Linked DNA regions of Homo sapiens: region 1 is linked to region 2. A link is a loop called in an ENCODE intact Hi-C map of the cell type or tissue named here. Cell type or tissue: PC-3. All regions are shown on one strand. Each heading gives the region's core, and the rest is flanking DNA. Links, peaks and the distances in the headings are about the cores only. Region 1 overlaps CDON (cell adhesion associated, oncogene regulated). Region 2 overlaps CDON (cell adhesion associated, oncogene regulated).

Evidence for each region. Hi-C counts contacts between places; a loop is a spot of excess contacts. Peaks named below come from ENCODE experiments on the same cell type or tissue, not always from the same donor. Only the 100,000 strongest peaks of a DNase experiment are listed, where the experiment ranks them.
Region 1: a loop joins it to region 2, with 1.8 times the contacts of the local background. A loop is called at or near these places in 2 of 110 quality-filtered maps.

What each region holds. Positions count from the first base shown.
Region 1 is chr11:126,031,279-126,047,935 of GRCh38, forward strand. The region is part of intron 1 of CDON (cell adhesion associated, oncogene regulated); the gene reads right to left. Among named protein-coding and RNA genes, the nearest start is that of CDON, 23 kb to the right of the region's middle. In PC-3, for the core only: no CTCF peak of the experiment used is centred there; DNase peaks (open chromatin) are centred at 8,383 and 8,833; H3K4me3 peaks cover 409 bases; H3K27ac peaks cover 473 bases.
Region 2 is chr11:125,973,462-125,990,118 of GRCh38, forward strand. It overlaps CDON (cell adhesion associated, oncogene regulated), which reads right to left. Exons shown (of 20, transcript NM_001378964.1): 15 at 16,176-16,298; 16 at 10,411-10,632; 17 at 7,588-7,868; 18 at 4,843-4,922. Among named protein-coding and RNA genes, the nearest start is that of VSIG10L2, 36 kb to the left of the region's middle. In PC-3, for the core only: no CTCF peak of the experiment used is centred there; a DNase peak (open chromatin) is centred at 10,720.

The DNA of each region.
Region 1 (16,657 bases), core at 5,176-13,175, 57 kb after region 2:
AAAATACAGACTCGTCTAACATGGGAATGGCTCAGATAGCAACTTTTTGCAATAATGGCTCTTAGAAAGTTATTTCACTTTTTTTAAAATACAGCTTCGTTTTATTCAGTACAACTTTTCCAATCAGAAACTAAAGAAAACACTCTAAAAAGTGATATTATAGCTTCAGGCAAAGCTGCACACACCAATTTATATAATACCACAGTTTTTAGACTTTACACCACGTCACGTAGAAAAAAGTGAATTGCTTGCTGTGTTTGGATGACCTCAAACATTGTGCTTTGTGTTCAGATGCCAACTGAGGGGGAGGACAGTGGGCATTCTCCTGATCTTCTGTGAGATTCCACTAATTAGTGAGATTCTACTAATCTTCTGTCTGCAGTGTGTGTGCACCATTTCCGCGAGTTGTGAAACACTCTTGTGTTGAGCTTTTGTTTTGCCATAAGGTGATTTTAAGTGCTTTTATTTTCTAAGTGCAGTTTGAATGCGAGGTAACTACGAGCCTTAAGATGACTTCCAGTGTCCAAAAATCCATTTCCTGACTCTACACCACCCGTGAAGGAATTGCTCACCATTCCTCTTTCACCAGCCTCAAGGCTTCTCTTCCTCCTTTGACAAGCATAATAAACTCAGTGCATTTTATTTAAGAACAAACTGGATTTATTTACTTTTAAAGTATCTTTTACCATCTCTACAAATGTGCTTTCACTGCTCCATTGACATGTTTTTCTATCTGTGAAATCTGGCTATCTTGGATTGGGACAGAACATATCATGACTCTTTCCATGAAAAGCAATAGACATGCTTTACACTAAAAGGCAGAATTTTTAGGAAATAAAGGTTTTCAGAGATTAAAGCAGTTACATGAGAAAGGGACAGGTAAGCAACAGAATAAAGCAAATACAGGTGCTCCAGGAAAAAGAGAAGGCTCACTTAACCTAGATTTGTACTTGGAGAGGTGAAGACTTCTCAGAGGAAACAACTGACTAGGTGAAATCAGAGGGATACGTTTGGGGGATGGAGTAGAGGAAGGGAGGAAGAGAAGGAAGGAAGTATCTCAAGCAGAAGGAACAGTGTGTTTGTAGAATCAGAGTAAGGATGTCTGGGCTGGAAAATACAGTAAGAAGAGAAGGATAAGACACAGTGAGGGGAAAGCAACATAAATGAGCAGAAACAAGAGTGTAAAGAACAATATAAATCATATTAAAGTGTTTGGCTTTTATTCTGAGAGGAGGGTGTCAAAGGCTTTTAAGCAGGCAAGGACATGATCAGTCCCGTACCTTTGAAAAATCGCTGACACTGCAATGTGGAAAACAGTTGAGGATAAGAGAAGTTAGAAGGCTATGGTGAGAGATACGGGGACCTGTACTGGAGAAATATCACGGGATAAATTTGAAAGGTTTTTCAAAAATTTTTAAGACACGGTCATATTTAAAAGACGTAAGAGGCCAGGAGCGGTGGCATACACCTATAATCCCAGCACTTTGGGAGGCCAAGGTGGGTGGATCACTTGAGCACAGAAATTCCAAGACCAGCCTGGGCAACATAGGGAGATCCCATCTCTACCAAAAATACAAAAATTATCCAGGTGTGGTGGTGCACACCTGTAGTCCCAGCTACTTGGGAGGATGAGGTGGGAGGATCCCTGGAGCCCAGGAGGTTGAGGCTGCAGTGAGCTATGATCGCACCACTGTACTCCTAGCCTGGGTGACAGAGTGAGGCCCTGTGATCAACAGGACTTTGATAATGAATGAGTTGGACTGGAAAAGAATAGACCACTAGGACCTAGGACATCTTTGGAATCCATTCATCTGTCCACTGCTCTATTTCCCCACTGCTGTGACTGTAAATAAGGAATCGAGGCTGCTGTCCAGACTTCTGACTCAGACAAGTGAGTGAGTGGATGATGTGCATTTACTGAGATGGGAGCAGCAGGGTCTTCTGTGGTCTGCTGCTGCTGTTTGAGGTGGTAGAGGGAATGGAGAGCGTCTGAAGGTGTGGAGATAACAAGAGGAGCTGGAGGTAAGTGGGGTTCTAAGGAAGGTTGGGCAGGCAAGCAGAAAGAAGCCTGAAGCTCTTAAGAGATTTGGGTCGCAGATGACACTCTGGTGGGCAACAGCAGACACACGGAACTATGGCTCAGGCTGAATCCCAAAACTATCATGCTTGAAGGGACAGAAACTCCTCATTCAAAATAAACCACACTATCAATACTACTAATGAAAAAGTTTTAAAGCAAAAAAAAGGAAAAGACAGAAATGATATTCCAGGGATGGAGTCAAACAGTCAGACTTTAAAAATGAGTTTCTTAATGTGATTTAATTTCACATTTCACACTGTTATACCTTTCCAAGGTACTACAGTGTAGGGTAATCAGACACATTCCTTCATGCTTACTAAAGGCTTTGATTAGGGACGGTCTTCATGCTGTCCACAGGGGTTCTCCCAAAATGAGAGTAACAGCTGGCATACATCTTCCATGATTCTACAGGAGGAAAGGAGAGGCAAACAGAGTGCTACAAGTCTAGTCGCAACAAACATACTATCTAATAGCATGCTACTCTCTGGGGCGTATGGGGGTTCTTTTAGAAACTTAAGAATTTCTTAAAGCAGTCATGTGCAATTAACAATGATGTATCTTCTGACCTGCCGCATCACTCCCAGTCCATAGGAGGAACATATAAATCTCATCAAAGTAAAGTTGCAGGATCTCAGACACCAAGGCCCCCTGCCAATCACTGGGAGTGCTCTCTTCCTGCCAGGATGAAGCCCCTGGGTGTGAAATGCAGCTTTCCACAGTACTTACTTTATAAGCACTTATTAATGATCGTGCAATCATTCAGATCAACTTAAAAAAAAAAAAGTTCACACCTACAGACTTCGCAACCCTTCCCCCACTTCTCCCAAGTCTCAGTCGAGTCAGCCAAGCATACAAACGATCCTGCTGCCTGCGAAAGCATTTCCTTTCACCGTGGACTGCCAAAAGTAGAGGAAGAAAATGGAAGTGACTTGGAGTTATGGCACCAAAAAGGCCAAATGAGCAAAGAAATAATCAACTCCACATGAGCCTCTTCAGCTCCAACACAATGAAAAGGGCCCAGGACGAACCCCAGGAAAGGTCACTGAGATCAAGGGTCACACGCAGAAAAAGGCAACAGTGAGGGGCTGCCAGCTGCAACAGGAATCAATGTGGTCCTAATTACACCAAAGGAGAGGGGGCAAAAGCTCAGTTAGGTTCTATTCACAATATTTGTGTGTTTAAAAAAAAAAGTCAAGTGTTCCTGTTCCACTCTCTTTCTAAGAGACTATTTCTTCCTGCCACTAGAGCACAGGAAGCCAAGAATTGTGAAGATAATCCTGGCATCCACAGTGGGTTGTACAGGAGCATTATAAATATTTAAAAGCATAGCTGCATACAAATGGTGAAATTCTAAAAAGCAGCGTGAGAGAGATTATTAAAAAGACAAAATATAGAAAATTTCAAGGGGATTATTTTGCAAGTCCCATGGAGTCAACACTTCCACAAATCCAGCACTTGGTAGCTTTTCAAGTTTGTCACTGGAATTGGCTTTATGGGAAAAAATAACCGTTATGGTAACCACAAAACAAATGCTAAAAGCTAAGTTTGCTAAGAACTAGCTATTGCAAAGATGTAGACACACATTTGACTAACTTCTGCTGGAGGATGAGCAGGAGGAATATGGAAACATTTGAAAAAGTGCCCCATATAGGTGTTAGGTAATATAATTAACGTAGTTGTTAACAGGTCCAGCGCTTTGCTTAGACCCTACTGACTTATGCACTGGACTAACCTAAGTATAAGAGTTTCCCTGGCAGTTACAAAAGACTCACCCTCATGGGGTTTGGCTTAGATTCCATTTTAATAACAAGGAAAAAATCCTCAAGGAGAAACTCATTTCCATGAAGTACATTATTCAAATATACACAGTCAAGCATTGAAAAGGCAGATAAGAAAAAAACAAATCTTGGAAAAGGATCTTTGCTGCAAATAAACTTGAATCAACGCTGGCTGAACACTGGGTCTCTGCCACAATGACTTTTACATTATCTTACCGTCAAGTTACGAGTTTCCTAGAGACCTAGAACATATTAATACTAGTTTCCAAGTACCTTATTCCATCTTTAAACTTGGCCACATAAAATAATGGAAGAAATCTAGATTTCTTATCAGCCCCTGCTTTGTTCAAACTGGTAATGGGAATTAGGTCAGACACAGCTTCATCAAAGCTGTCATCCTACCATGGAAGAGAGGCTGTGCATTGATAAAGGGGTTCTTCAAGCACATTCATAAGCTGACATACAAGTCAATCACAGATTACTATGCAGTTAGTACATAATTGGCACCAATTGACTGACAAGTCTAAAATTAAGTAAAAACACAAATTGGCCTATGTCAGGAAAACCTGCACCCTTGAAAACTCAAAATCAGTGCCAGGCAGTTAAAACCAAAGTAACCATCAGGATACAATGCCCTGATGAAACTAGAAAATAGAAAAACAAATCAATTAGGATCACAATATCTTTGTAAACATAACACAACATAGCATGAAGTTTTAGTCCAAGCAGAAAAGCCCGAGAAGTGGCCTTTGGCATCAGGTCCGGCCTGACTATCAAAAATAAAGCAAAGTTTGTTGGAACAACTCTGCTAGGCCACACATGCACGAAGCGGCAGTGGCCAGATTGTAACACAACACTGGCAGGATGGTCAAAGAAATAATTCACAGACACTGATACAGAAAAGGTACATACACACACATATAAATACACACATATGTATACATACTACTAAAAAAACACAGCCGCAGATAGACCCAACCTGGAACCCAGATAAAACTTATTCCAATGATGCTTCTCTGTGCAAAACATAATCCCTTATTAATTATTTTTGGTATCAATGTATAAAGCAGGCATGAATATTCTCATTATGATTACATCTGATTTTTAAACACATATAGTCTTAACTCCAACATTATGACCCAATTTATTCATTAATGACTATTTCCAAAAAATCAATTTCCAAAAAATCAAGAACATCAAACACTTTCTTTAATGTACCACAAGCAATAAAGGTAATTTTAAAAGGACTCCAAATTTCTTGGCACAACAAGAGTAACAAGAGATTAAATATGCAGTTTCCCAAGGTAACTGGCTTCTTTAAAGAAACAATTCTCATGTATAAGTCTTGGCATAGTTCTTAAGGCTTTTGTATTATACTATACTCATATTTCATAGTCAAACAATAACAGACCCTATGTTTATAGAATACATTTCTACCTGTATATACCCTTGTAGGCCTCACTCTTCTTTGAAGGACTTGTCATTGTGGACTTCTGTGCACAACATGAGGGTTTCTTTTGTTTTTAGTGAGTTTTCTTAAAACGTACAACTTTACTCATGTTGTTTTTTTGAGACAGGGTCTCGCTCTGCTGCCCGGACTGGAGTGCAGTGGTGCAATCATGGCTCACTGCAACCTCTGCCTCCTGGGCTTAAGTGATCCTCTCACCTTAACCTCCCAAGTGGCTGGCACCACAGGCGCAAGCCATCACGCCCAGCTGATTCTTCCACTTTTTGTAGAGACAGGGTCTCACATGTTGCCCAAGCTGGTCTCAAACTCCTGGCCTCAATCGATCTGCCTGCCTCAGCCGCCCAAAGTGCTGGGATTACAGGCATGTGAGCCACCATACCCAGCCTACAACTTTATTCTTTATATAACATCATATAACTAATTTGAGTCTGAGGATTATAAGAATGCTGGGGGATGGATCCTTAATTTTCTAAAATCTCTTCATTCAACCCATTTTCTTTCTTTTTTTTTTTGGAAGATGGAGTCTCTCTCTGTTGCCCAGGCTGGAGTGCAGTGACACAATTATGGCTCACTGCAGCCTTGACCTCCCTGGGTTCAGGCGATCCTCCCACCTCAGCCTCCCGAGTAGCTGGACCACAGGTGTGCACCACCATGCTCGGCTAATTTTTGTATTTTTAGTAGAGATGGGTTTCACCACGTTGGCCAGGCTGGTCTTGAACTTCTGATCTCAAGGGCTCTGCCCACCTTAGCCTCCCAAAGTGCTAGGATTACAGGCGTGACCCACTGCACCCAGCCCATTCAACCCATTTTCTAAGGACAGACTATGAGTGGGGTTGGAATCTACAACCTAAAACTGCAAAGAGCAGTTTTTCATTCATTTATAGAGCAAAAATATATTGAGTACCTATATTCAAAGTAGTTAGGGAACAAATATGGGTGGGGGATAAAGCAGAATAAAATAACAGAGACCTTGACCTCATTTCTTAAAACACTCAATCTCTGACATCTTCAACTCTTGTATAGCAATTCATAAGCAATTGAATTTAAAACTTTTTTGGTATAAAAAAGTTTCAAAACATGACAGGATCCCTAATTTTCTAAAACAATATATTTAAAACAAAATTATCAGTTGGTAGTCTAAATGGATTTATCTCCTTTTCCCAGAGTATGATAGGCAGAACACTTACTTAGTATGGCTTAGGTTCTGTCTGCAAAAGGAAAAAAAACTCCACAGTTTTTTTCCAGCTTTGGAATTCTATGACAAATATTTACAACTGCTATGTGTAAATGAAAAAACACACAAACACTTAAAAGTTTATCTTACACTATAGTTTTGCCTCATCTATGGCAGGCTCCAAAAATGACTGCACTAAGAGGAAAGGGGGAAAAAACAGCAAAGATATCCAAAGTCGACAAAATTTCAGCTCTAAACATTTAAGTTCATCACTTCAGTTTGCAAGCAAAAAGACTGTTCATGTTCAGTCAAAAAAATCAAAAAGCTAAGTTAAAAAGAAAAAAAACAGTAGGAGACGTGAAGTTCAGTTTCATTCTAAGAACCTGGAGAGGCGGGCCTTTCACTTTACATTCAGGTAAAGAATTTGCAGAAATTTCCCTAGCCAACTTTACTTTGTGAACGTCACAGCCACTGTCAAACAATCATTGAGGTATCTGTAGAATTCTGGAAAGACTGTCAGAAATATGTATACAGTAGAAGAGATAGGTCTTCTCATGAAGACTCAGTATTTATCTTAAAAAAAGAATCTCAGGCTTGACATGGTGGCTCACGCCTGCAATCCCAGCACTTAGGGGGGCCGAGGCAGGAGGATCACCTGAGGTCAGGAGTTCGAGACCAGCCTGGCCAACATGGTGAAAACGTGTCTCTACTAAAAATACAAAAATTAGCTGGGCATGGTGGCGGGCACCTGTAATCCCAGCTACTCGGGACGCTGAGGCAGGAGAATCGCTTGAACCCAGGAGGCAGAGGTTGCAGTGAGCGGAGACTGTCCCACTGCACTCCAGCCTGGGCAACAGGAGCGAAACTCCGTCTCAAAATAAAAAAAAAAAAAGAATCTCTGGTTATGAACAAAGAGCATTTCCAATTTGAAAACTATTTAGTTGCAAAGTGTTCCAAGAACTTACGTTTTAAGATGTTTCATAACTCCACATAAACATCTTTCTCTCTTCCTAGCTTCCCTGCCAACATAAGTAAGTACCTCAAGAGTAAAGGATCAGATGGCAAGTGTAGGTATTCCAAAACATAAGAAATAATTTTGTTGATTTAAATTACCTTCTTTGCTTGAACAGCCTCGGGGTGCAAATAAAACATATTACTAATTAAAAGAGCCAACAGTAGTACTAATAAAACATCAACAAAGCAGCTTTTATATAGACAGAGGCTTTTAGGTACTCGCCTCCTAACCTCAGTACATGGAACAATGAATGTGCCCCTAAAACGAAGAGAGCTATTTCCATTTCTGTTGGAGAAGAATAAAAAGCCAACTTAAGTCTATGGCTGGAGAGAGAGAACCCTACTTGATACTGAGGCATCACAAAAACTTGGGCATAAATCTTACAGGTGAAGAAGCATCTAGCATGAGAAACAGCACAGAAACCATTTTCCAAGACAGATAATTGTACATAGGTCATTTTACTCAATGGAAACTATAGCAATGGTTCCCAAACTTTGGGATTTTAATAAACAGAAAATTTACAAACAAAACAGCTATATATCCTATGTAAGCTTTCCAAAATCTGCCCTAAAAACATTTTTTAAAAATTAGTCACTGCCATCTACTATTGGTATTTCATTAGAAAACAAAGTAGTAAGCAAGAAGTAATTTCAGTATAAATGCAGCTTAAGTTTTTTGGTTAGCTGCTTCTCATTTCACTCCAGACGAATATAAAACCTTCATTAAAGATCATGCTGGTTCAAAGATCAGTGTCAAAAAACAACTAATCTAGAGACTTAACATTTTCACTGTCTTAAATCAGTAGGATTATACTACAACTGCTCAACACCACACATTTGGCTATGAAACAGGCTGAGTCATCTGTAAACGCAGGTATTCCTCAGCTCTTCATCCTCAGTGTCAGCCAATGGTCTCCCTAAAGCAGCATTATCACTCTTCTCAGCAGTGACAGGTTTCTGCCACTCAAAAAGACCCAATGTGTCTCAGAGTCCCATCCCTGTCTTCTTAAGCTTCCCCTCCAAAATAAGCCGAACTCTTAGACCTTGCTGGGAAGCTGATGTCTCAGAGGCAGGACCCTTATCACAAGCAGCCCTACATTCCACTCGAAACCCCCCATTGCCCCCTTGCTCGCTCTCAGCACACTGCTCTCCAACATCATGTTTTAAAACTGTTTTCCTTCCGCACTTATGGCCTTCACTTTCATTTTAATCTGATTTCCCCTGTGTAAAAATCATAGCCAAGGAAGGGTCATGAACGGACAGAGCAGATGATCCTACCTGACTCACTATACTCAAATAAATAAATAAATAAGTAAAAGAGCTAGACTAGCTTACTCACAGGTCACATAAATGCAAAAAAGGTCTTTGGGAACAGAGGGCCGGGGGGTATATGGGATATCCCTGTACCTTCCACTCAGTTTTGCCGTGAATCTAAAATTGCTCTAAAAAATAACTTTTTAAAAAATTTCTAGAGGAACTAGATTAACCACTAGTTTGTCAGTTCCATAAGAAACGGGACCTTGTCTATTTTGCTCATCACTGTACAGACACCACCTGGGAAATACCTTGCACAAAATGAGTGCTTAGTAAATTGTGATAAATGAAAGAACTTACACTGTGAGAAACTCAGCAATGTTTTCTGGGAATTATGAAGTTACTTAACAACCACAATGACTTATGTTTTACTACAACAATTTTTAAAAAGTGATTATAGGATATATAATTAAAAATAGGTACTAAAGGCCGGGCGCGGTGGCTCACGCCTATAATCCCAGCACTTTGGGAGGCCGAGGTGGGCGGATCACAAGGTCAGGAGATCGAGACCATCCTGGCTAACACGGTGAAACCCCGTCTCTACTAAAAATACAAAAAATTATCCGGGCCTGGTGGCCGGCGCCTGTAGTCCCAGCTACTTGGGAGGCTGAGGCAGGAGAATGGCGTGAACCCGGGAGGCGGAGCTGGCAGTGAGCCGAGATGGTGCCACTGCACTCCAGCTCGGGCAACAGAGAAAGACTCCGTCTCAAAAAAAAAAAAAAAAAAAAAAAAAAAAAAAAGGTACTAAAGTCAAGGCGACTAACCAAGAGCATGGTGCAGCGCTACAGTAAAAACATGGGCAGGCTGGGCACAGTGGCTCACGCCTGTAATCCCAGCACTTTAGGAGGCCGAGGCGGGCGGATCACAAGGTCAGGAGTTCCAGACCAGCCTGACCAACATGGTGAAAACCCGTCTCCACTAAAAATACAAAAATTAGCCAGGCGTGGTGGTGCACGCCTGTAATCCCAGCTACTCAGGAGGCTGAGGCAGGAGAATCACTTGAACCTGGGAGGCAGAGGAGGTTGCAGTGTGCCGAGATCGTGCCACTGCACTCCAGCCCGGGCGACAGAGTGAGACTGTCTAAAAAAAAAAAAAAAAAAGGGCAAAAATTAAAATAGTTTAACAAAAGGGTCCCTTTAAACCTAAGGGAAAAAGACCACAAACAACACCAAAGGCACTATTATTTTGTTCACAAATAGAAATGACTTGGTGGGCTGCAAAAACATTATGATCTTAAAAGCTCTAAAAGGCATATGACCAACTGTGGGTAAATGGAAATCTCTACATTTAGGATGCTCTAAGGATCTGTAGCCAAAACAAACACAACAGACTCTCTTCACACACTTATGACACAGATGGGCATTACTGGCTAAACTGTCAGGTTTTTACTGAACATAGTTGGGCTTCCTACAACATATGAACTTCTGTATAGTCAAAATCACGTAATAGCAAACTATGTTAAAACAAAATTCTACCACATAATGCTAGTACTAAATAGGATAACTTCTTAGGATAAATTTTAAGTAGATTTTAACAGTAGTGGACAAACTAACTGGGTCAAACCACAAATAGTTTAATAAATCTTCTTAAAACCATCAGGTCAATCTATCCCGCCTCTTGCCAACACTTTTTAAGTCTTAAATTTGGTAAATATGTAAGGAAAGTCAATACACTTTTTAAACAGTCTGCCACAATGCTAATTTAACCTACACATACACGTGAGGTTAATCCAGCTTGCATGTGAGTTGTTCCCTGTCAATATTAGGCAATATCAATTTGCTGATTTATTTTTTTTGAGACAGAGTTTCGCTCTTGTTGCCCAGGCTGGAGTGCAATGGCGTGATCTCGGCTCACCACAACTTCTGCCTCCCAGGTTCAAGCGATTCTCCTGCCTCAGCCTCCTGAGTAGCTGGAATTACAGGCATGAGCCACCACGCCCAGCTAATTTTGTATTTTTAGTAGAAACGGTGTTTCTCCATGTTGGTCAGGCTTGTCTCGAACTCCCGACCTTAGGTGATCTGCCTGCCTCGGCCTCCCAAAGTGCTGGGATTACAGGCGTGAGCCACCAAGCCCGGCCAATTTGCTGATTTATTTACATAAATTCATCTTCATACGCAATTATAAGATTAGGATTTTAAAATATTGTACAAGTACTTAAATCAGAGCTGCCCAAGAAAGACTCAACTGTTTTTAGTCAACAGTACTCATTTTTCTGCCTCAGCACAGCAGTTATGCCACATTCCCAGTGGTAATTGTGGGTCACCTGTAAGTGGCAAGAAGGTGGGACACATGCAGTATGAAAAATCTTGCCAAATAATTCTGATAATCTAATCCACCCCAGCCTCTTTCTTCCACAAAGCAGACAAGAACTGGATTGTGCAGAAACATATATTTTTTTTATGCATCCTATTGAACAAGTGGTTTATGAGATTATTCAAAGAATAATAACAGCTACCAATTATTAGGTTTATAACTACTAATTATTAAGTTTATGGTTCAAAGATTTTATTTATTTACTTTAGTTTTATTTTTGAGACGGGAGTCTCGCTCTGCTGTCCAGGCTAGAGTGCAATGGCACAATCTCAGTTCACTACAACCTCCGCCTCCCCAGTTCAAGTGATTCTCCTGCCTCAGCCTCCAAAGTAGCTGGGATTACAAGCACACGCTGCCATGCTCGGCTTCTTTTTTTGTATTTTAGTAGAGACCGGGTTTCACCGTGTTGCGAAGGCTGGTCTCGAACTCCTAAGCTCGGGCAATCCACCTGCCTCGGCCTCCCAAAGTGCTAGGATTACAGGCGTGAGCCACCTCGCCTGGCCGATTTTACATACATTATTGAGGCAGGAGAATAGGGTCTGGAGGCAGGGAACCTAAGGCTGTTTCACACCGACTTCCTAGAACTAAATTGAAAGGAAAATCCTAACTTTCGACACCTAAGTAACAAAAGAACCAGAGGCTACTCGCTTTGACCTTTTCTGCATGGCAGGTGGGAAACTGGCTGTCCGCAACAAATCAGACTGATTGTGGGCTGAGTCTTCGTTTGCACAGAAGTATAACTTTGCAAAAAGCAACCAATCAGATGTTTGCACAGGAGTGTTACCTTTGTAACTTCACTTGGGCCTCTGGTTGGCTCCTTCCTGCAAACAATCAGACCGATTGCAGGCTACCACTTAACTGACATGAGATGAGCATGAAGTGGCCAACAGGAAACTTCTAGGGGGTATTTGAACCCAAGAAGATTCTGTATCCGGGCCCTTGAGCCGCTGCTTGGCCCACTCCCACACTGTGGAGTGTACTTTCGTTTTCAGTAAATCCCTACTTTCGTTCTTTTGTTGCTTCATTCTTTCTTTGCTTTGCTGGGCGTTTTGTCCAATCCTTTGTTCAAAATGCCCAGAACCTGGACAACTTGCAGTCAGGACCCTCTACCAGTGACATTGTTACCAATCCTCAAACAAACTTAAGGATAGGTATTATTTCCATTTTACAAATGAGAAAACAAAGAACACTCAGATAGCCTCCCCAAGGGACCACAGCAAATAAAGACAGGGTGAGGTTTGCACCCAGGGCAACCCCAGGCCTAAGCCTTCCCGCGCCATACACAGCTTCCTAAGCAAAAGAAAGGCCTTGAGTACACAGTTGCGCTTACATCCACTCACTTCAGTGTGAATCGATGGCCATGTGTCATTCTGGAAGATTCTCAAACTTACCAGGTTTTAGTTCTATTCTAATCTGCGGATGGATTTCAGGAGGTATGAAATTGACTGAAAAAAAAGGTCACTGTGGTTATGCATTGCTGATCAATAAATTATGGTGATAATTTGATCCAGCGAAGTCCGGAACATCAACCAAAGACAGGTCCCAAAATTTCAGTGCCCAGGTGCATTTGCATTTTTGGATCACAGAGATGACATCTGAAGGCCACATGACATTATAGAATGCTGTACAAACAAAGTTTGAAACAGGTAAAAAGAAACGTGGGAGATTTATCTTCCGGTTCATGGCAGCACTGGTGTGCCAAACTTGAAAAGCACGACATAGGAAACGACCTTACACAAAGCAGGAACACACATACTGCACAGATCCCATGTTAATATGGTTCATCAACAAAAAGTAATTATTAATACATAACAAAAAGTTTTCATTGAATGGGTTTTCTTCATACTTTGGTATTATATATCGGGGAGTACTTTTAAAGTGGCTGCCCTGCAAAATAATGGATTGTTAAAAACAAATTCACTGTTAACAGACTACGGTAAGATCTAGCAATGACACTGCTGGATATATATCCAAAAGAAAAGAAATCAGTATAATATATCAAAGGGATATCTGCATCCCCACGTTTATCACAGCACTATTCACAATTGCCAAAATATAGAATCAACCTAAGTGTCCATCAACGGATGAATGGATAAAGAAAATGTAGTATATACACAAAATGGAATACTATTCAGCCATAAAAAGAATGAAATCTTGTCATTTGCAAAAACATGGATGGCATCAGAGGACATTATGATAAGTGAAATAAGCCAGGCACAGGAAGACAAATTTCACATGTTCTCATTCATATGTGGGAGCTAAAAATTTTTTAAAATTGAACTCAGGGAGACAGAGAATAGGATGATGGTTACCAGAGGCTCAGAAGGGCAGCAGGGAGGTGGGGATAAAGTGGGGATGGCTAATGGGTACAAAAATAATTAGATAGAATGAATAAAATCTAGTATTCAGTATTACAACAGGGTGACTACAGTTACCAATAATTTATTGTATATTTTTAAATAACTAAAAGAGTGGAATTGAAATGTTCCTAACACAAAGAAAACCTAATTACCCTGATTTGATCATTACACACTGTTATGCCTTCGTCAAAACATTACATGTACTACATAAACACATACAACTATTAGGTACCTATAATAATTTAAAATATATATATAGAGAGAGAGACGGAGTCTTGCTCCGTCGCCCAGGCTGGAGTGCAGTGGTGCAATCTCGGCTCACTGCAACCTCCGCCTCCAGGGTGCAAGCGATTCTCCTGCCTCAGCCTCCCGAGTAGCTGGGATTACAGGCACGCGCCACCATGTCCAGTTAATTTTTTTGTATTTTTAGTAGAGACGGAGTTTCACCATGTTGGCCAGGATGGTCTCGATCTCTTGACCTCGTGATCCGGCTGCCTCAGCCTCCCAAAATGCTGGGATTACAGGCGTGAGCCAGCACGCCCGGCCAATAATTTAAAATGTTTAAAGCACTTAAATTTGTGGGAAAATTGTTAAAAAGAAAAAATAATGGTAATCATGCTTAATATCAAAAGAATCAAAAAACAGACAAAGGAAATATAAAATAAACAAAAATAGTTCTCAATCATTAAACATAACAATAGCAATCTAAACGTTTTTAAAATATTATTTTAAATTTTTGAATTGTGTTGATTTTGGAGCCAGTATTTACTTTGGAAATTCGTTTTAGTTTTATAAGATGTTTCCATTTAGTTTATTTTATAAATAATTATATGAGATTAAAAATAAGAATTATTTAATCAACATTAGGATTTTATAATAATTTTTCCTTTTCAAAAAAGTCACACATTCGGCTGGGCACAGTGGCTCACCCCTGTAATCCCAGCACTTTGGGAGGCCCAGGTGGGCAGATCACCTGAGGCTGGGAGTTTGAGACCAGCCTGACCAACACAGAGAAACCCCATCTCTACTAAAAATACAAAATTAGCCGGGCGTGGTGGCACATGCCTGTAATCCCAGCTACTTTGGAGGCTGAGGCAGGATAATTGCTTAAATGTGGGAGGCAGAGAATGCGGTGAGCCAGGATCACGCCACTGCACTCCAGCCTGGGCAACAAGAGCGAAACTCCGTCCTAAAAAAAAAACAAAAACAAAAAAAAGTCACATTCAAGGTTAAGTGCTAGCCCCTTTTTAGCAAAATACAGAATATTATCATCTCAATTAAGACATATTCACTGAAACGGCATTACAACTAGCCAAACACATAGCTGTTTCCTTGATCACACATCTTCACAAATCTGGACTAAGAATGGTATTGGGATGGTAGGATAAGAATTGTAGTTTCAAATACAAGATTCCCATTCCCTAGAATCAAAAAAGTTATAAGAATCTTATAAATGCTACCCTAGCCATGAAGACCATTACCCTCATAAAATTCTATAAATGCAATGCAATAAACTTATCCTCTATTTTAGGGGACCCACAGAGTATCGTAAAGTCCAGGCATTTCTAGAGCTGTGGTACAATGTTTTCTCCTGCATACATGTTCAATATCGCTACAAAAATTACTGTGCTGCTCTGAAGACCTGTAGACCAGTGACAAAAATTCAGTAATTAGACCAATCTGTGGGGTCAAAGAAAAGAATGAGATTCTCGAGACTTATCTAAATAATATTTTTAAAAATATTTAAGACAAGCATCTACTTTCTGAAGCATTGTTACTGTCACTGCTGAAGACAGAAAGGCAAGAGCCAGCTGAAAAAGGGCGACGGTGGCCCCCCTTGTCATTTTCCGATTCTACAACACCTTCTGGCTCCAGTTTTTTGGATCCCCCTCCATTACTAAATCCCAATCTTCAATGGCCACTTGAGGTCAACTTCCACTGTACTTATCCTGGCCAGCTAGAAACAAAACGGGAGTGTCTGGGTGGGGCTGACAGTATGCACACTGGTCTATCTCCAGGCAAATCTCTGCTCTGGTGACCCCACTTCTACTCTATTTCTTTCTGTGAGGCACCTTGAGGATGGTACTTTACTGGTGGTTTTAATACTGCCAATCACAGTTAAGTGTTTATCTGCTCCAAACACATGTAAGCCCAAAAGAAAAGTAGGAAACCTGAAAGAACAGATGTAACAATCATGCTCAGTATTTAAGTATACATCTGAAAATTCCAGGAAGTAATGGGATTTCCCATCGATGACAACATTCATACTTTTGGGAGAAAACTATTACCAGTAAAGTTAGCAAAGAATTCTAACAATAGCTATCCCCTTGCTTTTAGCTATCCCTTGCTTCATACCTAGCCTAGTAAAGCTAGGTATGAAGTACATCTCTTATAAAAATCAGTGTTATTTACCTGGTATTAAACTGAAGAATGTTTACATTGAGCTTCAGGAGATGGAGGGGGAAAGGGAGAGTAACAAAATTGAAAATTTAAAGCAAGAAAATCAAGATGGTGTTCAGTTGCTTGAACATACAGGAATTTACCCAAACTTTCACCATTACCTATTACAGCACTCCCCTAACTGCTCTCTTTCCCAGGAGCCATGTCCTCACGAACCCAAGCACATACAATCAATTCTAGTTACTCCCACGGCAAGAGCTCCTTCAATTTTAATCCTACTCATTTGATTTTGATTTGACAGTCTCTCAGTAACCTGTACCACAATAAGATCACATTTTGTCAATAAAAGCACTCCATCTCAAACAGAACAACAGAACAGCAACAGCAACTGCTCGCATGCAGTAAGTACCTAGCAAGTGCCAATCACTAGCCCAAGCTATTGTGTCCTCATTTTGCCTGTAAAGACTAAATGGGATGATCCCATAGCCCCATGGACCACCATATAGAGATGGGGAAATCAAGGCACAGAGGGCTCACATCACTAGAATATGGTGGAGCCTGGCTTTGACTCCAGGCTCTCTGACTCCAGGACCTACCCTAGTCTAAACTGCTATAATACACTGCCCAAAAATGCCTAGGTTAAAGCTCCCATTTATGTAACACAAATTCATTCTAAATTCAATCATTTCATTAATCTACAAATTCTACATGCTACGTTTATATAAAATAAGGATGTGGATGTCTTTCAATCCCATA
Region 2 (16,657 bases), core at 5,767-13,766:
TGGAGGTTGCAGTGAGCCAAGATCGTGCCACTGCACTCCAGCCTGGGCAACAGAGTGAGACTCCATCTCAGAAAACAAAAACAAAAACAAAAACGAATTCCTGCTTAAAACCATCCACAGATGTGCCATGGCTCTGTGTGATCTGATTTCACTCGCCTTTTAATTCTGACTCCTCCAGTTACTAGGTTTCTGCTATGTTGGCCTTCTTTAAGTTCTTTGAGGATTCAGGCATTCTGTTTTAGAGATTGTGTATAAATGGTCCCCTTTGCCTGGAAAGCTCTAAACTTATTTCCTTCCCTTAGACCTAATTTTATAAATCTTCAGAGCTCAGCAAAATGCCACTTGCTTACAGAGGGCTTTCCTCTCTCCCACATTCTTTACTTTTCCTTTAAAGCATCCAGATTTAATTACATATTCATTTTTATTATTTATGTCATTTTTTTTTTCTTTTGAGACAGAGTTTCGCTCTTGTTGCCCAGCCTGGAGTGCAGTGGCGTGATCTTGGCTCATTGCAACCTCTGCCTCCCGGGTTCAAGTGATTCTTCTGCTTCATCCTCCGGTGTAGCTGGGATTACAGACACTTGCCACCATGCCCAGCTAATTTTTGTATTTTTAGTAGAGATGGGGTTTCACCACATTGGCCAGGTTGGTCTCAAACTCCTGACCTCAGGTGATCCGCCCGCCATAGCCTCCCAAAGTGCTGGGATTACAGGCGTGAGCCACTGCACCCCGCCGATTTATGTCATTTTCTTAAAAGATATGTCTCCCCTATTAAACTCTAAGCTCCACGCAGGCAGGAGCAATGCCTGTTATGCTCACTGCCATATCCCCAGTACCTAGTTTGGTGCTTGGCTCACTAGAGACCTGCAGCAAACATTTGTAGGTAGGTAGGTAGGTAGGTAGGTAGGAAGGAAGGAAGGAAGGAAGGAAGGGAGGGAGGGAGGGAGGGAGGGAGGGAGGGAGGGAGGGAATTCTTTTTTTCTTTTTTACTCTCCTTATTTTATCATTCTCCTTTTCCCATCTCTGTTATTCTCTGAAGATGTATTAAGGCAGTAAGAAAAAATAACAAAAGATATGATGTCTTATAAAAAGAATGTCTAATCACTTTAAATACATAATAAAAGCAAATAAATGCATCAAATAATTAAATATATAAAAATAATCAATCTGCCAAGGATATTGTCTCCTTTGGTGTCTCATCTGTTTTTAAGTTCTATTACTTGGATAGAACTTAAAATGGTCCTAAATCTGTATCACAGTTCCATTCTACCCCCTGAAGCCAAGACCAGCATTTTCATCTTTCTCCTTAAGATATCAACTCATACTTCAACTCTAAAACCAAATTTATCACCTTTTTATGATGTATCATTTTATTAAGTTTCTTATTACTATGACTACCACCCAGATCATCCATGTTTGAAACTTCTTACACATCTGGAATCTTCTGTTTTTCTAGATCCCTGTCAGTCAATGGCCAAGTCCTGAAGACTCCATGTCTGCAGTCTCACTCATCCCTTCCTCTTCATCCCCATTCCCCATGTCTCACTGATCCCCTCCCTCCCTTCCCTCCTGTGCACTGCCATCTTTCATCCAGCCTGAGCATATCTCTGAACAGATCATTCCTGTTCTCAATAAGCTTTGCAACAATTATGATGCTGCTACCCCAGTGTTTCTCAACATTTAACGCATATCCCCTTTTGATTAATATAAAAATTGCATACCCTTGTATACATAGACATTACAGACATAGAGATTTTTTTCTATTCTTTAAATATAAAATTATAAAACTCAACGTGCTTCTTCAAACTCTACTCACTATATCCCTACCTCTGTCTGAGAATCACTATTGTTAGACTATGGACTCTCTGAAGGCAGGGCCTAGGCCAGTACCCAGTACATGACAGGCACTCAATAAAAGGCCTTGTTTATTAAATAAACTTGCTTATTTAATAAATAATATTTAATAGGACTATTATTAAGTAATAGGACTTGTTTATTAAATAAACTACTAAACCTTCACATTCAGGGTTATCCACTATATAAACTCAGTCCAGTTGTCCAATTTCAATATCCTACTATTCTCTAGTTGCACTTCACAGCCGATCAAATTATTCCAGCGGTTCTCAAAGCATGGTCCCAGGACCATGGGCATCAGTACCATCTGCGAACTCATTAGAAATGCAAATTCTCAGGCCCCACCCTAGACCTGCTGAATGGGAAACTCTGGTCTAAGAATAGGAGTGGGAGTAGAGCCTAGTAATGTGCGTTTTTATTAAGTGTTTCAAGTGATGCACGCTAAAGTTTGAGAACCACTGAAGTCGCCTATTCATTCTTATGTAAACATTATCCTTTCTACGTCCATGACTGTTCTTACATTCCTTCTACGGGGAAACACCTCAGAACCTAGTCCAGAGCCTGGGTAGTGCTCAGTAAATGTTTGTTTTGTTTTGTTTGACTGAACAGCCAAAAATCATATGAGGCCCACTTGATAGCCCTCATATAACTTAACTGAAATCACGCTTCTTTTTATGTTTACACTATTTCAGCTGATATTCAGAAATGCAAACTCATTCATAGTAACAATGTCGATATTCTAAAAGCATAAATTGACTATAATTTTCTATATTTTGAGAGTAAACCACGTATCATCTACCTTTCGGCATTCACAGCTTTTTACAAATTTTGTCATTTGTAAGATCTTAAGAGGAGATACCTGTTCTCAATTCCAAAGTGAAAAGACTTAAAATCTTTAAATTTAATAATTCAAATTTTCTAGAGCTGAAGGTAGGTACTTATTGATACTTATCTGTCCAATTATTGAGTGTCAAAATCATACAGTTGCTCCTGGGAGCCAGGTGAGACACTGGCTAACCTTGAAGGCAATGCAGGCAAGTAAAGACTTGCACTAAACAGGCAGATTCTCATGAGGAAGAAAATTGAAACCAGGAAGAAAAAGAATCTGGTGTTCCAAGCTGAAGAGAATTCACCTAAATTCCCAGATAACAGTAAAACCCACACACATGAAATGTAGTAAGTCATTAACTTGAAAATTAATAGAAATACAATTGTTCATTGTCTTAAAGGAAAAAAAAACTGTATAATAAAAACTTGAAAATACTAAAATACTACATACACACACATGCACACACACACACAAACACACACACACACACACACTACACATACAAATAGCCACAAAGCCAAGGTCATTTAAATGGCAGAGGTCATATAAGTCCTTCTAAGGAAATGGGATGCATTCTTGATATTAAGATGATACTTCATCAAAAAGACATGATTGGCAGGAAATTGCCAGAGACTACCGTCAGATTATGTTGGGAGCAATCTTACATTACCTAGGACAATTTTCCCCTTTTTAGTTAAGGAAATAGCTTCAGAAACATTACGTTACTTTCGCAAGATCACAGGTTTAAGCTATGTCACAGCCCAGGTCTACTTATTCTTAGACCAGAGATCCTGTCGTTATACCATTCTATTGTCCAGGAGAACCAAGATCTGCTGATGACCAAGAACCACAAAAGAAAACACGTTAAAATTTTAAGCAAGACCACTTGTAACTAAATCCGTCTGATTACTCGCCAGGTACATGAACCACCTTTACCAGGTCTTTAGCACGTTGCCTAACAAACTACGGTAAAGTCCATGAAAAGCTCAAGACAAAAATGTGGTTTCAATGTTATGAACATTTGCAAAACCAGGGTCATATAGAATTTAAATACGTAACAAGCAAACCTTAGTACATAAAAGAAGCAGATGGCTCTTTTATAGACACCCTGAAATGGGTTAAGTAAATGATAACAAACAATCTCCAAGAAGCTCTGTTGCTTTTGTTCTGCAACTCTCAAAACACAGGCTGGAACAACGTATTTTTAATTTGATGGTTGGCCTGATCCTTCTTCAAGTTCTGGTTTCAATAACTCCCAGAGACAACTCTTAACCTGTTAATCCATTTTAAATATATAGGTCAAACATCATTTCAATAATAAAATATCTAAACTCCCACCCATACTCCAGTTATTTTATGTACTAACTATGACATAATCTTTTTGGTTGTAGAGTTTTAGGACTGAGAAGGAAGGACTTTTGACACCATGTAATTCAATAACATCATTATGTAAAAGAAAGAACTAAGATTTCTGAAACAACTTTAATACAACAAAAAGCTTGGTAATCCTTGGGATTACCATAGAGAGAGGTCGTAGGAAAGTGTGCCGAGTATCCTATGTGTTAAATGCACATTGCTCTCCATATTTCTATCTTGTTTGAAATATTGTGAGTACATACCACTTTTAAAATTAAAACACAAAATTCAAAGCAAGGGTTTGCTGCTTAATTTTCTTAAGATTTTAAGAATTAAAAAAAAACACTGGATAATCTGGTAGGAAAATTTCAGTAACATTACTGTGAAAAAAATTACTATATACAGAGGGTTCCCCCCTCCCCCCAACACTCAGAAACACTGTCATTCATCCTCATAACATCCCATAACATAGAGTAGAAAATAAAAGGTGAGAAAAGATAAAGTCTTTATAACAGAGAATGACTCTAATTTAAAATTTTCAAAAACATTAAGCCTTATAATAATATTTCAGTGACAAATAGAGCCTTTAAGATGGTTTCTATATAGCTGAAGAAACCGAGGCACAAAAAGACAAAAATTGGAAAGCAGAGGCAAAAAATTAGTAACAGCTTTAAATTTAAGATTGCAAATCCTGAACTTTATATCCTAGGTAAAATTCCAAGAACTTTCTTTGCTGAAGGGAAAAATAAAAGGATGCATATGCCTTATTCACAACAGCTTGTGCAGACACATTATTAACATACCTATTGTTGTTTCGACAATTTCGGCAGTTAACACACTCCAGAGGGTCAATCTGAGGCACGGCCGTGTACATTCCACCACCCTGGACAGGAAGGAGTGTCAGAGAAAAAGAAAAGAAGAAGGAATGCTGAAGGTACTCACAGACCAGTAGCCAAATAATCACAAATACACATGAGCCATGTCAACCATAAATGGGCACACAGTATATTCTAACCAACTCCCAGAGCAACGTCATTGTGAATATCACTGACCCATATTCACAAAGGAGTGAATGAGAGTTCTGCATTAGATTTAACTGTATTCCAAAAACTTCACTGCCATGTTTTCCTACGTATTTCTGTACTAGACAAAGGTAAATAAATGAAGGGAAAAGTTTAGTCACTTCCCTTCAAATCTAGTGGGCTCAAAATACATTATATGTTATAGCCTCCATTCATTTTCCCTTTCTTGGCAGTCAGGGAAGAATTTCATGTGATACCAGTTGGAGAAACAGGGTGTAAAACCTGTGTAGATGATGTCACATGATAAACTCATCTTCATTTTCCTGTAATTATTTCAATTAGGTCTGTTCACTTGACAACGCTAAGTTTTAAAGCATGCTATATTTTTCCAGATGGAGTAGATCTTCAGCCAGCAATGACTTGGAGGGGGTGTGTTAATATTTGGATGTTGCTTTTGGCGGAAACTGCCCAGCAATTAAGAAAAATGCCCAGATTAACACATACCTCATTGTAAAATGTTCACTTGACAGACAGCAAGGTTCTTCAAAAATGAAGTTAAAAATTAAACTAGCCTGATAGTCAGAGGCAGAATTCTGCTTTCAGAAGAAAAACAGCAGAACTGAATTTGATAAAAGGTGGGAGAGGCTGTCACACTGCACCCAAACCCAAAGCAGGCCTTCAAGGTTAGGAAAAGTTCAGGCAATTGTTTTTCCTAGAATACTTTCCATTTCCATTCATTTCATAACAGTAGCCAGAATCTAAGCAAACCAAAAGTCCTGAAAATTTCCTTCAGTGTTTCTGATCCAACCAGCAACAGGAATTATTAAGAACATATCGAGAGAAAGAACTCTCCTATACTATATTCCATCTGAGGGAAAACCTGAAAGGCTCAGAAAATGAAGTTCACAACCTGCAGGGTAACGTTGTGACTTACGGATTCTCTGAATCCCTCAACACGTTGAAGTTAGTGCAATGATTTTTAGGGTCACTAACACTGTTAAAATTTCTCTATTTCCCCCACCCAGAAAAGTAAGAAAACGAATAATTTAGAATCACAGATAACTTCTGACATTGTACACCAAATGGGGCACCTATTATTTAAATAGAAATTCATTGTTCAAAAAACCCAAGGTTCCGTGTTCAAACACTAAAGCGAACATGGGCCTTATGTTTTCTTCTTATGGAAACAGTGTGTGCTATTCAAATGTTAATGCTCTCTCCTTCAGTTTTCTTGGACAATGGTAGTAGTTTGGACTAGGAATGGTGACCAAAAAAGCTTAGAAAGTCTGAATACATGCTGTATCTTTCCACACAAAATAGTGAAATCATGATTCTCTTTTAGTAATGAGATGCATTAAAGCAAATTAATATTTCTTCCACAACATACAAAAGCTAGGTCACATAAAAGCTATTCAATTTCTAGCTTTAAAATATGAGTATATATTAGTTTTGTTCTCCAAATAGATTTTAATAAATCTTTAATAAACTGAAGATGGGGGGAAAAAAAACTCTAAGCTTCTTCAAATTGTAGCACATTGTGGGTCATGGTAAATTTATTTGTAATCAGAACAATGACAAAAACTGAATGCTTAATTCCATCAATTAAACAAATTATCTATTTGATCAAAAGTAATATAGATGTGCATCCAAACAATGTCATAAATCAAACTTTCTAGTGCAGAGAACCCCACGTAAGTCTAAAATATGCTAGTCATTCTACTACCATTTCAAAAATTAAACGCTATCAACTAGTTATCTCTGAAATAAGGTTGTCTTAAGGGTTTATCACTCTTTGTGTGGCTAAAGAATACTAACATTGTAAAATGTAAAAAGCTTACCAGCCACAACAACAAAACATATTGGGCAAAACAAACAAAAGAAGCCCATGAAAGGTCAGAAGTCACAACCCGGTGGCCTGCAGAGATGTTTGGCATGGCCTACGTATGTTTTCAAAAATTTGAATTAGGTGCCAGCATGTAAAAATCTGTCAATTTCACTTGGATTTACAGAGGTTTTGAAAAATCAGAAAATTTGGCAACACTGCGCCCTCAGTCCATGACGACTGTAAGTGTCAAACCGCGGCTGCTTCCTGAAGACACTGTCTGTGCTCTCCAGGTGGCCATCGCCTCCAGTGCTACCATCTCACTCCCACAATTTCCTGATCTGCCTGACTCTTTTCGGCATTTGCATTTTCAAGACCCTGCTCTCGATAAATCAAATTTAAAGTATTTGGTATTTCCATTTCATCTAAAGAACAACTTCCAGTCTGTTCACTGCTGGTATTCCACTTTCAGTGTTAAATAATTTTAAAATGAAACTAAACTGATGAACATAACTATTACCTGGCAATAGAAAACAACTTACAAAGACTACTCTGGATCAAAGGGCTGCCAGTGATCCATGCTGTTTCCATTCGAGGAAACTTGTGAGGTTTCTATACTGAACAAAGCCAAGCATGCTGTCCCTGTTCTAGTACTTGGCACCCTGAGGGACAGAGGGGCTTTTATTTATAGTTAGGTCTCTTACATTCACTAGATGATGAGGATGTTCAAAATCCACGTGTGTCCTGGTTAGAGAGTTGCTGTGCCCGGAGTAAAGCCCTCCATTTAGGCTCCCATTCACAATTCCATTGACTGCATTGGGGACCTTATGGTGAAGGTGGGAATAGCCACTGCTGAGACCGCCATTGGTTAGGAAGCCTCCGTGAACATTTCCATTTATCTGACTTGCTCCTGAGAGAGTGGTGTAGTCCACCATCTGCCCGTTCATATCTGATCCTTGGTAGAGATATCCTGGTGGGTCATATTCTGTTAAAAGAGAACAAAAAAGACACACACGCACACACACACACGCACGCACACATGCACATACGCACACACGCATGCACACATGCACATACGCACACACGCACACACGCACACAGTAAGACACTAAAAAGGACAATCTTCTTGCTGAGAAGGTCTTACAGATAAAACCCCTACGAAACTACAAATAGACTAAAATAAAAACATTTTTAAAATGTTCACTTAAAGCCTACTTGTAAGACATGCTTTAATAAAGTTACTGCTATTATTTTCCATAGAGTGTAGAGATAGCTGTGAACTCTGAGTTAATTATGATTCTGTTAACGGGAAGAAAAATCACCTAGGGAGAAATTACTCAAAAGAGAATGAATATATTGGGCAAGCTGAAACTATCAGAGTACTGGCAATACTAGGAAAAAGTGCTTAAACTCCTATATATTATACTTCTAAGTGCTGAAAAAAACTGCATAAAATGACAACAAAAGACTAGCTTTAGGTGGGGTATTTCAAGTAGCAATAAACAACTCTGTTAAGTAAAAGGATGGAGTTGTATATACAGTCACTGATCATTCATATAGCTCCTTAGTCATTACAGCCAATTTGGAAGGTGTGGAGTACCAAAGGCAAAAAGTGATTCTATTTTCTTTTTTTTTTTTTTTTTTTTTTTTTTTTTTGAGATGGAGTTTCGCTCTTGTTGCCCAGGCTGGAGTGCAATGGCGTGATCTTGGCTCACTGCAACCTCTGCCTCCCGGGTTCAAGCAATTCTCCTGCTTCAACCTCCCAAGTAGCTTGTGCGTGCCACCACATCCGGCTAATTCTTTGTATTTTTAGTAGAGACAGGGTTTCACCGTGCTAGCCAGGTTGGTTTCGATCTCCTGACCTCGTGATCCGCCCACCTCGGCTTCCCAAAGTGCTATGATTACAGGCGTGAGCCACTCCGCCCAGCCTTCTATTTTCTTCTATTAAAAGCATACAAATGACTGCCTCAAAACTGATTTCCAGAGGCACATCTACCAGATATATTTAGAAAAAGTAAAGTATCTCTTAGAAACTAGAGTGTCCAAACTGTACAGGATTTGTTGTTGGAGTCTGGATAAATTCTTCGAAGGTAGGAGAGCTTGCCAAGGCTGGATTAGGTGTCCCTCCTTTCCTTAGCTGCCCACATTACTGTGTGCTCTCGCCCAGGTGTGTAGTCTCAGTACACCTGCTTGTGGTCTCACTAAGCTACACACTTTGAGAGGGCAGAGGTGGTGTTTATTTTATTTACCATTACATCTCCACTGTCCAGAACAGTGCCTGGTATACAGAAGACGATGATTATCTTTTGAATAAATGACTGAATGAACACCACCATGAGAATTTTCCATTTTTAAACATTATCAGGTCACAAAGTAGGATGACTTTAATCTGATTAATATGGCTGGGACGACCAGATTAATGTTCTCTTTTAATGATTCAACACGCACTCACACAATTAAAGGCAATGGCATTAAAACCATTTAGAAAATCAAATGATCACCATCCCTTTCAGATTAATACTTCTCTTTTCATGATTCAACACGCACTCACACAATTAAAGGCGATGGCATTAAAACCACTTAGAAAATCAAATGATCACCATCCATTTCAGCCTGATGCAGCCACCATCTCTCCCCCTATCTCTTGGAAGGCATCATTCAATACAAACAGAGTACTTTCTTCCCCCAGAACTGGTAACTAAAAGGGGAGCATGCGTGAGAACTGGCTAACAGCCACTGGAAGTGCCTGCTGGGGTCCTCCCTCACTTTTCTTTCATTTCCTTATTCTGGAGCCAAAGGGGAAACCAAAAAACTTCCTCCCACCAAAGACTAAACTCTCTGCTTGATTTGATTACCCTATTTTATAATAGCTGAGATAACAGGAAAAGTAGGACAGTGAGGTGAAGAGAACTGAAGGAAGAGAAAAGAGAAAGGGGGTTCTAGGTTACTTCACTGTTATTTCAAAGCAGGGCCATCATCGATGTTCAAGCACACGTATTCCTAGACACACTCCAGGGAGAGGACGCCATGCTGGAGCAGTCTTGAGTCCATCAGGTACAGAAACAGGGCTGCGTTATCCTCATCGGTGAAGTGTCATTCAGTGACAGTGACTTAGACAAGTTTTCACTACCTGCTTTCCATCATGGCTTTTCTATTCCCTGTTGACAAGCTCTGTACCAGTGTAAAGGTGTTCCTACAGCAATTCCAGAGCTCAGGCTTCAAATATGCGTCCTCTTTGGTGGTCCAACAAAGCCGGAGTTTCCCAGCAATAAGTCAGCTATTTACTTAGAGACCTGCTTAGTTTTGGCTTTGGTGTTTATGTCTGCTGGGCAATTTAATTTGATGCTCCACTTACTCTGGCTGACAGCTAGAACAGTTTTAAAGTCATCTCCTCTGAATGAAGAGTATCTAATGTGTTTCATACCATGACACTAATATACAACAGTGTTAGAAATCAATATTTATTCTGACAATATTTGTCTACCCACCTTTAGAAAAAGAGAAGGAGATATTTATGAGTGACTTACTTTGTATGGTATTCTGCTGGCGATTCTTCCACAGGCACATTGCAATGAAAACCATCAGAATGAGGACCATGACGCCCAGCACACAGCCAACGATCAGATATAACATGTCACTGCTTCTGGCAGGGCTGGTTGCAGGCCCCACATTTCCTCCACTTCCCAAAGAATTTGGAGGGGTACTCAAGTCTTTGACAGGATATTCAGAAGCTCCAGGAACACGTTTCACTAGTTGAAATATAAAGGAAAACATGATGTCAGAGTGAATACAGACTCCATGAAATGGTTTACTCTCTGAAGGAGGTCTGGTTAGGAATGCAAGCCAGTCTGTTTACTCTTGTTACTGAGATGACCTGACCACCAATGAGTCACAAAGAGGGCTCCAAAGTTTAAAAACTTGATGTGCCAAAGTTTTAGTCCACAAACTTTAGAGAAATCCTAAAGGCAAAGGAACATATGCACTTGGTCTAATCCAAACTGCTATATGATTATCTGCTTAACTGTACTTGGAGAAAACTCCCAGAGTTGAAATAAAAGTGTTTCCACTTAGGCCGGGCGTGGTGGCTCACGCCTGTAATCCCAGCACTTTGGGAGGCCGAGGTGAGCAGACTGTCTGAGCTCAGGAGTTTGCGAACGGCCTGAGCAACACAGGGAAACCCCGTGTCTACTAAAAATACAAAAATTAGCTGGGCGTGGCGGTGGGTGCCTGTAATCCCAGCTACTGGGGAGGCTGAGGCAGGAGAATTGCTTGAAGCCGGGAGAAGGAGGTTGCAGTGAGCCCAGATCACGCCACTGCACTTCAACCTGGAAGACAGAGTGAGATTCTGTCTCAAAAAAAAAAAAAAAAAAGTATTTCTACTTATGGATGGAACAAAAACTCCTTTCTGTCAGATACACTTTGAGCTAAACAAGACTCAGGATTACATATTTTATGCTTCTACCATGTATATAAAATTCACTACCAATATTAGAAGTTATAGCTTTGGACTACTAGAAAAATGACATTCCAAAACCTCACACATAGTATTAAGCATTCCAAAAACAAAGACTTTGGAGCCCGTGTAGGTGCAGTACTTTTACCCGGTTCATCGGTGTTCTGGGTAATAGCGATAACGAAAGCTAGTAACAGGTGGGACTCAAACCTCATTCTCTCATTCCCAAATCATATGTTCTTAAGTCTCTAAATGTCACAGAAAAGCAGTAGAGCAAAGTGGTTGGTGCCAGTCTCTGGAAGCACACAGCCTATGTTTACACCTCACCTCCACTTATCATTAGCTGTATGATTTTTACCTCCAAAACCTCAGTTTTTATTTATTTTTTATTTTTTGAGACAAAGTCTCACCCTGTCGCCCAGGCTGGAGTGCAATGGTGTGATCTCAGCTCATTGCAGCCCCGTCTCCCAGGTTCCAGCGATTCTCCTGCCTCAGCCTCCCAGGTAGCTGGGATTACACACATGTGCCCCCACGCACGGATAATTTTTTTGATATTTTTAGTACAGACAGGGTCTCAACATATTGGCCAGGCTGGTCTCAAACTCCTGATGACCTCAAGTGATCCGCCCGCCTTGGCCTCTCAAAGTGCTAGGATTACAGGCGTAAGCCACCGTGCCTAGCTAGTTTTTACATTTTGAAATGGGGATATTAGTAAGAGCTCTGTCAATTATCTAGTGGTAATGAAGGGTAAATGAGTTAAGCCATGGAAAGCACTTAGAGCCTGGCTCAGAGTGGTGGTCAATCAATTCTGCTGTTATTATTGCTTATTATACCGAATCTCCTGTTATGGTGCCAACAAACCACAGAAGCAAAGCAGCTTTTTAAAAATCTACTCAGTTGAACAGACACATGAAAAAATGCTCATCATCTCTGGTCATCAAAGAAATGCAAATCAAAACCACAATGAGATACCATCTCACACCAGTTAGAATGGCGATCATTAAAAAGTCAGCAAACAACAGGTGCTGGAGAGGATGTGGAGAAATAGGAATGCTTTTACACTGTTGGTGGAAGTGTAAACTAGTTCAACCATTCTGGAAGACAGTGTGGCGATTACTCAAGGATCTAGAAATAGAAATACCATTTGACCCAGCAATCCCATTACTGGGTATATACCCAAAGGATTATAAATCATTCTACTATAAAGACACATGCACACGTATGTTTAGTGCGGCACTATTCACAATAGCAAAGACTTGGAACTGACCCAAATGTCCACTAATGATAGACTGGATTAAGAAAATGTGGCACATATACACCATGGAATACTATGCAGCCATGAAAAGGATGAGTTCATGTCCTTCGTAGCGACATGGATGAAGCTGGAAACCATCATTCTGAGCAAAACCAAACACTGCATGTTCTCACTCATAGGTGGGAATTGAACAATGAGAACCCTCGGACACAGGGCGGGGAACATCACACACTGGGGCCTGTCATGGGGGGAGGGGATGTGGGAGGGGTAGCATTAGGAATGATGAGTTAATGGGTATAGCAAACCAACACGGCACATGTATATGTATGTAACAAACCTGCACGTTGTGCACATGTACCCTAGAACTTAAAAGTATAATTTAAAAAAAAGAGGAAAAACCAGGAAAGAAAATTAAAAATAAAAATCTACTTGGCTGGGTGCAGTGGCTCACGCCTGTAGTCCCAGCACTTTGGGAGGCGGAGCTGGGCGGATAACGAGGTCAGGAGATCGAGACCATCCTGGCTAACACGGTGAAACCCCATCTCTACTAAAAATACAAAAAATTAGCCAGGCTTGGTGGCATGTGCCTGTAGTCCCAGCTACTTGGGAGGCTGAGGCAGGAGAATAACTTGAACCTGGGAGGCAGAGATTGCAGTGAGCCAAGATCACACCACTGCACTCCAGCCCTGGGCGACAGAGTGAGACTCCATCTCAAAAAAAAAAAAAATCTATTCAACAAACATTAACTTGGGGTTCAATTTTCTAGCAGCATCAACCACACAAAACAGAGCTGGGAATGAGAAAAGAAGTCATCTTTCAAGAGAAAAGAAGTCATCTTTCAAGAGAAGGTGTTTTCTCTTATTGAAAGCTGGATGAACACTTGGCAGAGATGCTAAAGGAAATTTCTACTTGAGGTGGTATGTTAGATTATACAATTCTATGTCCTGGTCAACCCTAAAGAAAACAAAAGAGTTTCTGAGGCACAATGGATATTCCGTATCATATATTAAAGATCATGATTACTCCTAGGGAAGTCCATCAGGTTTAATCACTCTTTCTTTATTCTTAATTCATTTGTAATTCTACCAAGCTTCATGATCTGGTTTCCAACCCCTTGCTAAAGTTAAAAACTGAGGACAGATGGCTTGCACTGAAGGGTGAGTGAGATCCATTAACACTGATAGGAAGAGACAGCTAACAGCCTGAAAAAAGAAAGGTGAGATGAAAAACATAAAGAGAAGCCAAAGAACTAAAAGAAACATCACAGCAGTCTCTGATCTTCGGTGGGAAGGGAAAACGGCCAGGCTTCAGCGCCTCTGTCATCCCTGAAAACCTTCCTCAATTACTCAAGATAAAACCGTCATTGTTCACAAGAACCTACAGTCATTTTTTAAAGGTTGAAGTACACATGAGATCTTCCATGTAAACAGGCTGGGAATTATGTAATATGTAATTACGTAAAAGTCATTCAATATGAATAGTTAACATTTCAAAGATGTTTTTTGTTTTCCACTGACCTGAAAGTCTGTAGGTAGAACCTTTTCATTCCCTACTGATGTCAGAAAATGAGGTATACTATTGTAATCACAGCTATACTATTATACTATTATAAATAACAGTTATAATGTTTTATGTTTTGTCTGGCTAGATTCTTAAATGTCCTGGGGACAGAGATGATAAATTTCATTTTTATTTAACTTTACTCCAAGTATCCCATGAACACATCACAGCGTCTGGTCCAAAAAGGCACTCAAATATATGCTAAACAAATGAAATTCAAGGTAAGTCTAAAGGTATATGGATATATGTTTAAATATGGGCTTAAGATGTGAGTATTGCAGCAGAAACACACATGGTTTAGAGTTTAAAAGCTGGAACTAAGCCTTGGCTTATCATTCAATCTTTTGGAGCCTCCATTTCCTCATTTTTTAAAAACGTACTTTTTCATGTCCTCATTTTTAAAAAGGAATAATAAGATCACCTGTAGAGACCCTGATGGCTGCCCAGCTCACTCAACAGCCTTCTTTATCATGTTACGAGAGCTCCAATTTTGTTTGGGTGTCTACCTCAACCCCACAGAACTCTGGGATAAATCTGGTCAATGGTTTAGGGGCTGTGTGGGGCTGAATTGTGGCTAATGAGACTGGTGGGAAGATCTAGTAGAGGACGTTGGGGGAAATTTTCCTTGTTCCTGAAAATAGACACGGTCAGATATGATAACACTTTAAAGGTGATGCCCAGAACTGTGGCGAGCTATCAGCAGTGCTAGTCTTAGAGCCAAGGTGGCAATGGGAACATGACGAACAGGAAAGACAGAAAAAAATGAATTTTTTTTTCTTTTGAGACAAGGTCTCACTCTCTCGCCCAGACTGGAGTGCAGTGGCCCGATCTTGGCTCACTGCAACCTCTACCTTCCAGGCTCAAGCGATTCTCCTGTCTCAGCCTCCTGAACTAACAACGTTGGAGTTAGTTACCTACTTCTGGGCTGCTTATTTTGGGGATAACACATTTCCTCACTGTTGAAGCCTACTGAGAGGAGATTGTCGTGTTCCTTGCAGTTGACAGTATTCTCAAAGTTGTTGTGAAGATTAACTGAGACTGTGGACGAGTGGTTTTGCTCGTAAACATCTAATGAGCTATTTCTATTGTTCCCCTGTGGTGTCTTCTCTTCTTAAAGACGGCAACATTTGACAGTGAATCTACCTATGTAGGCAGAGTTGAGAATGTTCAATTTAGAATCAGCAACTGCTAATTCTAAACTTTACTACACTTAATTAAACAAGTAGATAGAAGTTACATATCTGTCATTCAAGAAACCACCTTTAACATATGTTGCACTTCTCCTTAATATTCTTAAACTTTTGTTAGTATTCTCATTCTCACAGCAATCTAGAAAGTAGTCAACAAATATTTCTAATATCTTTGTAAAGAAAAACGGAAGGGTTCATGACCAGCCTGGGCAACACAGTGAGATGCCGTCTCTAAAAAAAATAAAATAAAATAAAAATAAAGAAAAGGGAAGGGAGGTGATTTACTTAGAGTCACACAGAAACTAATGAACAGGATTAATGATTATGTAAACTATTTTTTAAACAAGCATTCTAGCCCACATATTATACATTTGTTGGGACAGTCTAAGTGTATGCACCTAGAAAATGGTCCAAAGCAGAAACTTCCTTAGGCAAATACATCAATAGTCATGTCCAGGCACGGTGGCTCACGCCTGTAATCCTAGCACTTTGGGAAGCCCAGGTGGGTACATCACCTGAGGCCAGGAGTTCGAGACCAGCTTGGCCAACATGGTGAAACCCCATCTCTACTAAAATTACAAAAATTAGCCAGGCGTGGTGGTGCGCACCTGCAGCCCCAGCTACTTGGGAGGCTGAGTCATGAGAATCACTTGAACCCAGGAGGTGGAGGTTGCAGCGAGTTGAGATTGTACCACTGCACTCCAGCCTGGGTGACAGAGTGAGACCGTGTCTCAAAACAAGACAAAACAAAACCCAGAATATATCAGTAGTCAGAAGCAGTAATCCAGGGTTGGAATTCTATCACTGTCCAGGGAAAAGCAAAAATTCTCCTACCTTTAGTCTCGCAGATCATCACATTGCTAAATTCACTTTCTCCTCCTTCATTGAAGCATTGCATTTTAATGTCATAGGAGGTTTCTGGCTGCAGGTGGCCAATCATGTGCCACTGCTTTGAACCTAAAAGGAAAAATAAAAGGCTTTACACATCATACAGCCTAAATGATAATGTCAATATAATTAGTTAATGTTTTCAGGATGAGGCTGGAGCAGCATCCACTACCATCCAGTAGTTTGTGCAATAAAAATGTACTTAATAGTAAGTATTTGACTAATGCACCACAGATAAACAGCATTTCTATTACACGGCATGAAAAAAAGGTAAAGAGAGGAGATAAACTGACCTAAAACTATATCTGTGTGTTGGCAATAATACTTGTTTCACTAAAAATAATTAGTGGGAGTCTTTCATAAAATACATGTTAATTTCATGCATAGGAAAGAAAGCCCAAGTCCTTTCATCCCTATCTTAACCCAGC